3 separate regions of the Homo sapiens genome follow, and regions 2 and 3 are each linked to region 1. Evidence: chromatin loops called from intact Hi-C (ENCODE). Cell type or tissue: PC-9. All regions are shown on one strand. Region 1 has its middle 8.4 kb from the start of ICAM2. Region 2 has its middle 3.7 kb from the start of ERN1. Region 3 has its middle 19 kb from the start of TEX2.

Evidence for each region. A loop is a pair of places that touch in the nucleus more often than their neighbours do. Peaks named below come from ENCODE experiments on the same cell type or tissue, not always from the same donor. Only the 100,000 strongest peaks of a DNase experiment are listed, where the experiment ranks them.
Region 2: it touches region 1 in a loop (15-fold over the local background); 104 of 110 quality-filtered maps call a loop at or near these places.
Region 3: it touches region 1 in a loop (8-fold over the local background); 63 of 110 quality-filtered maps call a loop at or near these places.

The regions. Positions count from the first base shown.
Region 1 is chr17:64,027,761-64,030,260 of GRCh38, reverse strand. No RefSeq gene overlaps it. Among named protein-coding and RNA genes, the nearest start is that of ICAM2, 8.4 kb to the right of the region's middle. In PC-9, CTCF peaks have their summits at 1,018 and 1,217 (motif pointing left); a DNase peak (open chromatin) is centred at 1,190.
Region 2 is chr17:64,132,546-64,135,045 of GRCh38, reverse strand. No RefSeq gene overlaps it. Among named protein-coding and RNA genes, the nearest start is that of ERN1, 3.7 kb to the right of the region's middle. RefSeq lists an enhancer at 1,393-1,442. In PC-9, CTCF peaks have their summits at 1,007 and 1,209 (motif pointing right); a DNase peak (open chromatin) is centred at 1,236.
Region 3 is chr17:64,281,042-64,283,541 of GRCh38, reverse strand. No RefSeq gene overlaps it. Among named protein-coding and RNA genes, the nearest start is that of TEX2, 19 kb to the right of the region's middle. In PC-9, CTCF peaks have their summits at 1,199 and 1,401 (motif pointing right); a DNase peak (open chromatin) is centred at 1,421.

The DNA of each region.
Region 1 (2,500 bases):
GGCCGAGGTGGGAGGATTGCTTAAGCCAAGAGGTGGAGGCTGCAGTAAGCCGTGATCGGGCCACTGCACTCCAGCCTGGGTGACAGAGTGAGACCCTGTCTCAAAAAAAAAAAAAAGAAAAAAGAAAACACACACACACACACACACACACACACAAACCATAGAAAGAGAGACGGAAAAGCTCAACACTGTTCAACACTGTAAAGATGTCATATGTGACCTCAATAAAAATCTGAATAGGTTTCTTGTAGAATTGCATAAAGAACAGTAACCAATGACTAGGAGAGCTCTGAAAAAGAATAATATTAGGGCATTATCCTTCCAAATGCTATAATATTATAATTAAGACAGCATGGGCCGGACACGATGGTTCACACCTGTAATCCCAGCACTTTGGGAGGCCAAGGCGGGTGGATTTGCTTGAGCCCAGGAGTTCAAGACCAGCCTGGGCAACACAGGGAGACCTTGTCTCTACAAAAAAATACAAAAATTAGCTGGTGTGGTGGTGTGCACCTGTAGTCCCAGCTGCTTGGGAGGTTGAGGTTGAGGTTACGTGAGCCTGGGGAGGCCTAGGCTGCTGTGAGCCATGATGGTGCCACTGCACTCCAGCCTGGGCAACAGAGTGAGACCCTGTCTCAAAATTTTTTTTTTTTTTAAATAAATACATAGAAAAAGATGTAGCAAACAAATATTAACAAAATGCTGGTTTAGCAATACCAATCAGATTCTATAGAATTCAGACAAGATCAGGCATGTTCAGAGTGCTATGGCTGGCTATAGACAGAATTCAAAAAGAAAAGGATTGAATGGGACAGAAAAAGATATTTCATTTTTATCAAAAAAAATAACTGAATAGAACATATAAGGCACGAATCCTTAGACACCTAACAACATAGCTTCAAAATATATAAGGCAAAAACTGAACTACAAGGAAAAATTGTCAACAATGGATATTTTAACCATTTTTCTCACTGATCAAATAGACCCCCAAAAATTTAAGATGTGGAAGATTTGTACAGCACAATTAGAAAGACCGATCAAATAAATGGTAAAATATTTTCATAACCAGTAAGTGGGGTCCAGAAATACAACCATATGATTTGCGGAGCTGCCTTATTTTGAGGTTAATGAGTGGCCTTGGAGAGCCTGCACAGCTGGGGTTCCCCATCAGCCCAGGCCAGCTAGGTTTAGTGCCACCTGGTGGCAGTTGTCTCCTCCAGAATAAAACACTTAACCTTTACAAGGTGGAATATGTTTTTATTTATATTTATATATTTTTTGAGACAAGGTCTTGCTCTGTTGCCCCCCTAGGCTGGAGTGCAGTGGTGGGATCACAGCTTACTACAGCCTCAACCTCCTGGGTTCAGGTGATCCTCCCACCTTAGCCTTCTGAGTAGCTGGGACTACAGGCAAGTGCCACTATGCCCAGCTAATTTATAAATTCTTTTTTAGAGATGGGGTCTCATTCTGTTGACCAGGCTGGTCTCAAACTTCTGGGCTCAAGCAATCTACCTGTGTCAGCCTCCCAAAGTGCTGGAATTACAGGCATGAACCATCGCACCTGACCAGAATATGGTGGTTGTTTTTTTTTTTAATCTTCTTTGTGCTTAGTTCAGATTGTCTTTCATGAATATGAATTACTTTAAGAATAAAAAACTACATTTTTCTAAGCCCCTACCCTTCTTGTCTATAACATGAAGAAGGCAGTTTGAATGAGCCCTAAGATTCCTCTAGCTACACAGGGCTACGAGTCGGCACCAAACAAGCCTCCCAGCTCTTGACATTGGCTGCACCGACTCTCCTGGTTTATAGCTGCATCTGCTCCAGGGCCCTCAAGCTTGTGGCCTGGGCTGAATCACCCTCTGCTCTGAGCCTGTCATTGTTTCCCAGGCCTTTCCCATCTCAGGAAAATTTTCCCCAGTGTTATCCTCTCCCTCTCTCAGCCCCAGGTCTAATTCATTCCTTACTTTTTTTTTTTTTTTTTTTTTGAGACAGAGTCTTGCTCTGTTGCCCAGGCTGGAGTGCAGTGGCGTGATCTCTGCTCACTGCAACCTCCACCTCCCAGGTTCAAGTGATTCCCCTGCCTCAGCCTCCCTAGAAGCTGGGATTACAGGTGTCCGCCACAACCCCCGGCTAATTTTTATATTTTTAGTAGAAACAGGGTTTCACCATGTTGGCCAGGCTGGTCTTGAACTCCTAACAGGTGATCTGCCCACCTCAGCCTCCCAAAGTGCTGAGATTACAGGCCTGAGCCACTGCACCTGACTGTCCTCTACTTTTGTAGAACACATTACTCATCTCTTTGCTCATCATTTTCCCCCCACAGATTTGGACTCACCAGTTGACACATTTAGGGCAATTTCCCAAAGTTTATATCTCCAAATATTAATTCCAAAGCTATTAAATTATTTAAAAGGCCTCAATCACCAAATCTGGGAAATGCCAGATTAAATAAAAGTTCCATATTTACAGCAAGACTTTTCAGAGGCTTTTAACATGA
Region 2 (2,500 bases), 100 kb before region 1:
TGGCGGTGTATAGACTTGGCACAAATGCGTGTGAAATACAACACCCAGAGACAAGTGAACAAATAACCAGTCAGGATTAGCCTAAGCTACCCCACAGGGTAGAACCTGGGAGTGGGGTGGTGAGTGATAGGTAGCGGGGCAGAGGCCTTGTCTCTTAAAATTAAATAACATCCACTACATCAGGCAAAGGTCATGGTCTTAGAGTAAAGATAAGACAAGATGATACCATAAAGCATGTAGTTGCACATTTCCAAACAGCAAACAGCCAATAAAAAAGATAATAAGAAATAATCACTTTTTACTCCTTATGGTATAATGTGAAAAAAAAGAAATAATCACTTTTGCAACCTAAGAAAGTGTGTAGTGAGTGGGATTCTGTGGTAAAGGGAAGTTCTTAAACAAGTGTCACAATCTTTTCAAATCCAGTCATCCTAGAACAGGAAAAGCCAAAGTCCTATTTACCTAAAAACCAAAGTGTTCACAGTGAGAACAACTTTTAAAATGTCCCTTAAACGTGACGGGAGGACGGAGATGAGAATTTAGCTTGCTATCAGAGACTCTTGCTTCATTGTTTTTTGTGTTTGTTTGTTTGTTTGTTTTGAGACAGGGTCTCGCTCTGCTGCCCAGGCTGGAGTGCAGTGGTGCTATGACAGCTCACTGCAGCCTCCACCTCTCAGGCTCAAGCAATCCTCTCACCTCAGCTTCCAGAGTAGCTGGGACTACAGGTGTGCACCATGGCACCTGGCTAATTATTTTATTTTTTTGTAGGGACAAAGTGTCACTATGTTGCCCAGACTGGTTTCAAACTCTTAGGCTGAAGATACCCGCCACCTCAGCCTCCCAAAGTGCGGGATTACAGGTGTAAGTCACAGCGCCTTGCCCCTTTATGGTTGTATTAATATTTATCCCATAACTACTTCCACACACTCTGTAGGTTCAGTTCAAGAAGCAGCAGCAGCGATATCACTAAAAACAACAACAACAAAAAAACTGACTTGATTTATTCTGATAAAGATACTATTCCTTTGAAATGTTACTGGAGTTTTCAACCATGACCTTTCTTTCTGGTTTTACTAGATTTTTCTTTCAAGTCTCCGCCTTCAAAGGTATCTATCCTGTCACTAGCTATCTGCAAATCAACCTCACAAGCATTTTTAAATGAGATTTTGAAGGGTTTTAAACACAAATGAGACAGGCACAAGCTCCTTTTTTGGGTCATAATTTATTACACTAGAGGGCGATATTTGCTAAACTAAAAGGGATTCATGGTTGCAGGGATGAAGGCTGGACATCATGATTGAGCTGGAGCCCTGGATCTTGACTGCCTTCAGTGTACGGTGGAAACTGCAAAACGCACAGGTCTCTGGGCTCTGCCCCTGGACATTGTGAATCAGTCAGGGAAAGGGGTACAAGAAGTTATTGGAAATATGTTTTTAATTTCTTTTTTTTTGTTTGTTTTTTGAGATGGAGTCTCACTCTGTCGCCCAGACTGGAGTGCAGTGGCGCAGTCTTGGCTCACTGCAACCTCTGCCTCCCGGGTTCAAGAGATTTTTCTCCCTCAGCCTCCCAAGTAGCTGGGACTACAGGCGCACACCACCACGCCCGGCTAATTTTTGTTTTTTTAGTAGAGACAGGGTTTCACCATGTTGCTCAGGCTGGTTGGTCTTGAACTCCTGACCTCGTGATCCACCTGCCTCGTCCTCCCAAAGTGCTGGGATTACAGGTGTGAGCCACCATGCCCAGCTTTTTATTTCTATTTTTTTGAGACAGGGTCTTGCTCTGTCGTCCAGGCTGGAGTGCCATGGCACGATCAAAGCTCACTGCAGCCTTGACCTCCTGGGCTCAAGCCATCCTCCCACCTCAGCTTCCCAAGTCACTGGAACTACAGGTGTGAACCACTATGCCTGACTAATTTTTTGGTTTTTTGTTTTTTTTTTTTTACAGAAACAGGGTCTCACCATGTTCCCTAGGCTGGTCTTGATCTCAAGCAATCCTCCTGCTTCGGCCTCCCAAAGTGCTGGGATTACAGGCGTGAGCCACCATGCCTGGCCTGGAAATCTGTTTTTTGTTGTTGTTGTTTTGTTTTGTTTTTTTAGCTCTCCAAGTTTGGGAACCAGTGGTTTAAAGGGAAGTGAAAATAAGATTTTCTCCCACCTCCCCATAGTCAGATCCTGCTGTACTTCTTTGTTGAATCTGATGTATATATGTTTCTTACACTGGTGGAAAAGAGGCCTTATCTTTACACTAAGACCATGACCTTTGCTTTATTCAGTGGATGTTATTTAATGTGACTTGCAGAAAGGTCATTTACTGCCCATTTGCAGGTCTTTTATATGGTCAGGTCCACTTCAAAGGCACCCTACAAAATATTCCATTTCTGTTTGTGTTTATCAGTGCTATCAGCTTTTACTTTATCATAAGCAAAAAGCTGCCTAAAGAAGTACTTGACTGTAGAGCAAGATTATGGGCAATGCCACCATAAATAAAACCAGTGCTTATC
Region 3 (2,500 bases), 250 kb before region 1:
CTGACCTAGTCATCTCCTAAAAGCCCCACCTCATGCATTGGGAACGAAATTTCAACACACATTTCGAAGAGACACACACATTCAAACCACAGTAGGGTTGTTCCTTTTAAACATTATTTAAAGGCACCCATATGTATGTAATAATAATAAGGGGGGCTGGGCACGGTGGCTCACGCCTGTAATCCCGGCACTTTGGGATGCCGAGGCGAACAGATCACTTGAGGTCAGGAGTTCGAGACCAGCCTGGCTAACATGGTGAAACCCCATCTCTACTAAAAATACAAAAACCAGCTGGGTGTGGTGGCACGTGTGCCTGTAGTCCCAGCTACCTGGGAGGCTGAGGCAGGAGAATCGCTTGAAACCAGGAGGCAGAGGTTGCTGTGAGCAGAGATCACACCACTGCACTCCAGCCTGGGCAACAGAGTGAGACTCTGTCTCAAAAATAATAATAAGGGCTTGGGGCTTTACCTATATTAAATAATTATGATTAAATGTAAATATAAGTGTAATTAAATTATTACACTAAATAGTCTTCACAACAAGCTTGAGAGCTGGGTATGAAGATTATCATGTTCTTTTCACAGATGAAGAAGCTGTGGCTCAGCAGGTTTGGGGGCAGAGCCAGGAGGAAATCCGCCATCTGCCTCCAGAGCCCTGCTTCGATGACATGTGTCACTCTTGAAACAATGCCACACTCTGGAGGAAGTTTTCCAGATTCCTCCGGAAGAGGACAGAGACTGGCAATTCCGGAAAGGTCATCTAGGGAGTGCCAGGTCCCCAAACCCACTGAGCCTTTGTCAATTACAGATCCCCAGGGCCCCCCACCCCCGACCGCCTGCGTCAGGATTTCTGGGCAGACACAACAAAATTATGTCAAAGCGCCCCAAACACTTCAGAGCCAAGTGGCCCCGCAGCTGGTTTAGGGGCCTTCCAGAACAGTTGGCCCCGGGGGGATTCGATGTGGGTGGAGGACGCAGGTATGGGTTCCTCTCGGACCACCCTCTCTCAGGTGGGCTTCCAGCGGGCAGGGGCCAGCTTTTCTCTGCACTAGTGGGTGGGCTTGCTCCTCTCTGTACATTGGACACAGTGGAGACAAATTTCCGGAAAGGCTCAGGCTGAACACAGGATAGCCCTAAGGGTGGGCTAGATTCATGGAGAATGTATCGCGGACTAGTCAGTCATATAAAATACTTGAGCCATATTTTTGTTCACCTGAGGTCAATTCCATGAGGCCCCTGGGATACCCACTGGGCCCATAGAAGCCCCAAGATAAAAGTCCCAGCGTAACATTTTTGCTACTTATGGAGCTATACCATTGCTTGTTTAATTCTTCCTTGAAATTTTTTTTTTTTTGTCTAAGAGTAGTTGCTTAGTTTGACCACGAGGTAGCGCTAACGGGCTTGGTAGCCAATGGACGGGGGCGTGGTAAGCCTTGTGGACTTAAGAGGAAAATCTCAACATTGCCCCTTTATTAATTAATCAAACCTTGGATTTTTTCCCCCCATTCTGCACTTTCCAAATTTTCTGTATTGAGTTTGCATTGTTTTTACAGAAGCAGAATAAGGGCAGGGGTGGGGGACGATAGAGAATCACTACGCAATGATAATCTGTTATTTTGACATATTAACTTTAGACACTGTCTTTATGTGGCTGTAGTTATAGGATATGTGTATTTGTTTTATTGGAGTGCAGTGGCATGATCACAGCTCACTGCAGCCTCGACCTCCTGTGCTCAAGTGATCCTCCCATCTCAGCTTCCCAAGCAGCTGGGACTACCGGTGTGTGCCACCATGCCCAGGTAATTTTTTTGTTTTTAATTTTTTGTTTGTTTGTTTTGAGATGGTCTCGCTCTGTCACCCAAGCTGGAATGCAGTGATGCGATCTTGGCTCACTGCAACCTCTGCCTCTCAGGTTCAAGGGATTCTCATACCTCAGCCTCCCAAGTAGCTGGGACTACAGCTGCATGCCACCATGCCCAGTTAATTTTTGCATTTTTAGTATAGACAGGGTTTCGCCATGTTGGCCAAGCTGGTCTCGAACTCCTGACCTCAAGTGATCCACCTATCTCGGCCTCCCAAAGTGCTGGGATTACAGGTGTGAGCCACCCCACGCAGCCTGTTTTTATTTTTTTGTAGGGGTCTCTCTATGTTGCCCAGGCTGGTCTCCAACTCTTGGGCTCAAGCGATCCTCCAGCCTCAGCCTCCCAAAGTGCTAGGATTATAGGTGTGAGCCATCAGGCCTGGCCTGTTTTATCATTTTTAAACTTGACTTTATAATTTTTTATGTTACTACAAGTTCTTCATGAACATTTATTACTGCACATTTTACAGTGACCATATATTGAGGGTTCACTTGGAACCATGCAAACACTTTGCTGTGTTAGGTGCATTTTTGTGTAGCCCTCACAATGGGAGGGCCTAACCCATGAGGTGGGTATTATTATCACCCATATTTTATCTGTGAGTAAAATGATGCTTCAAGAAGGCAGGTCACTTAATAG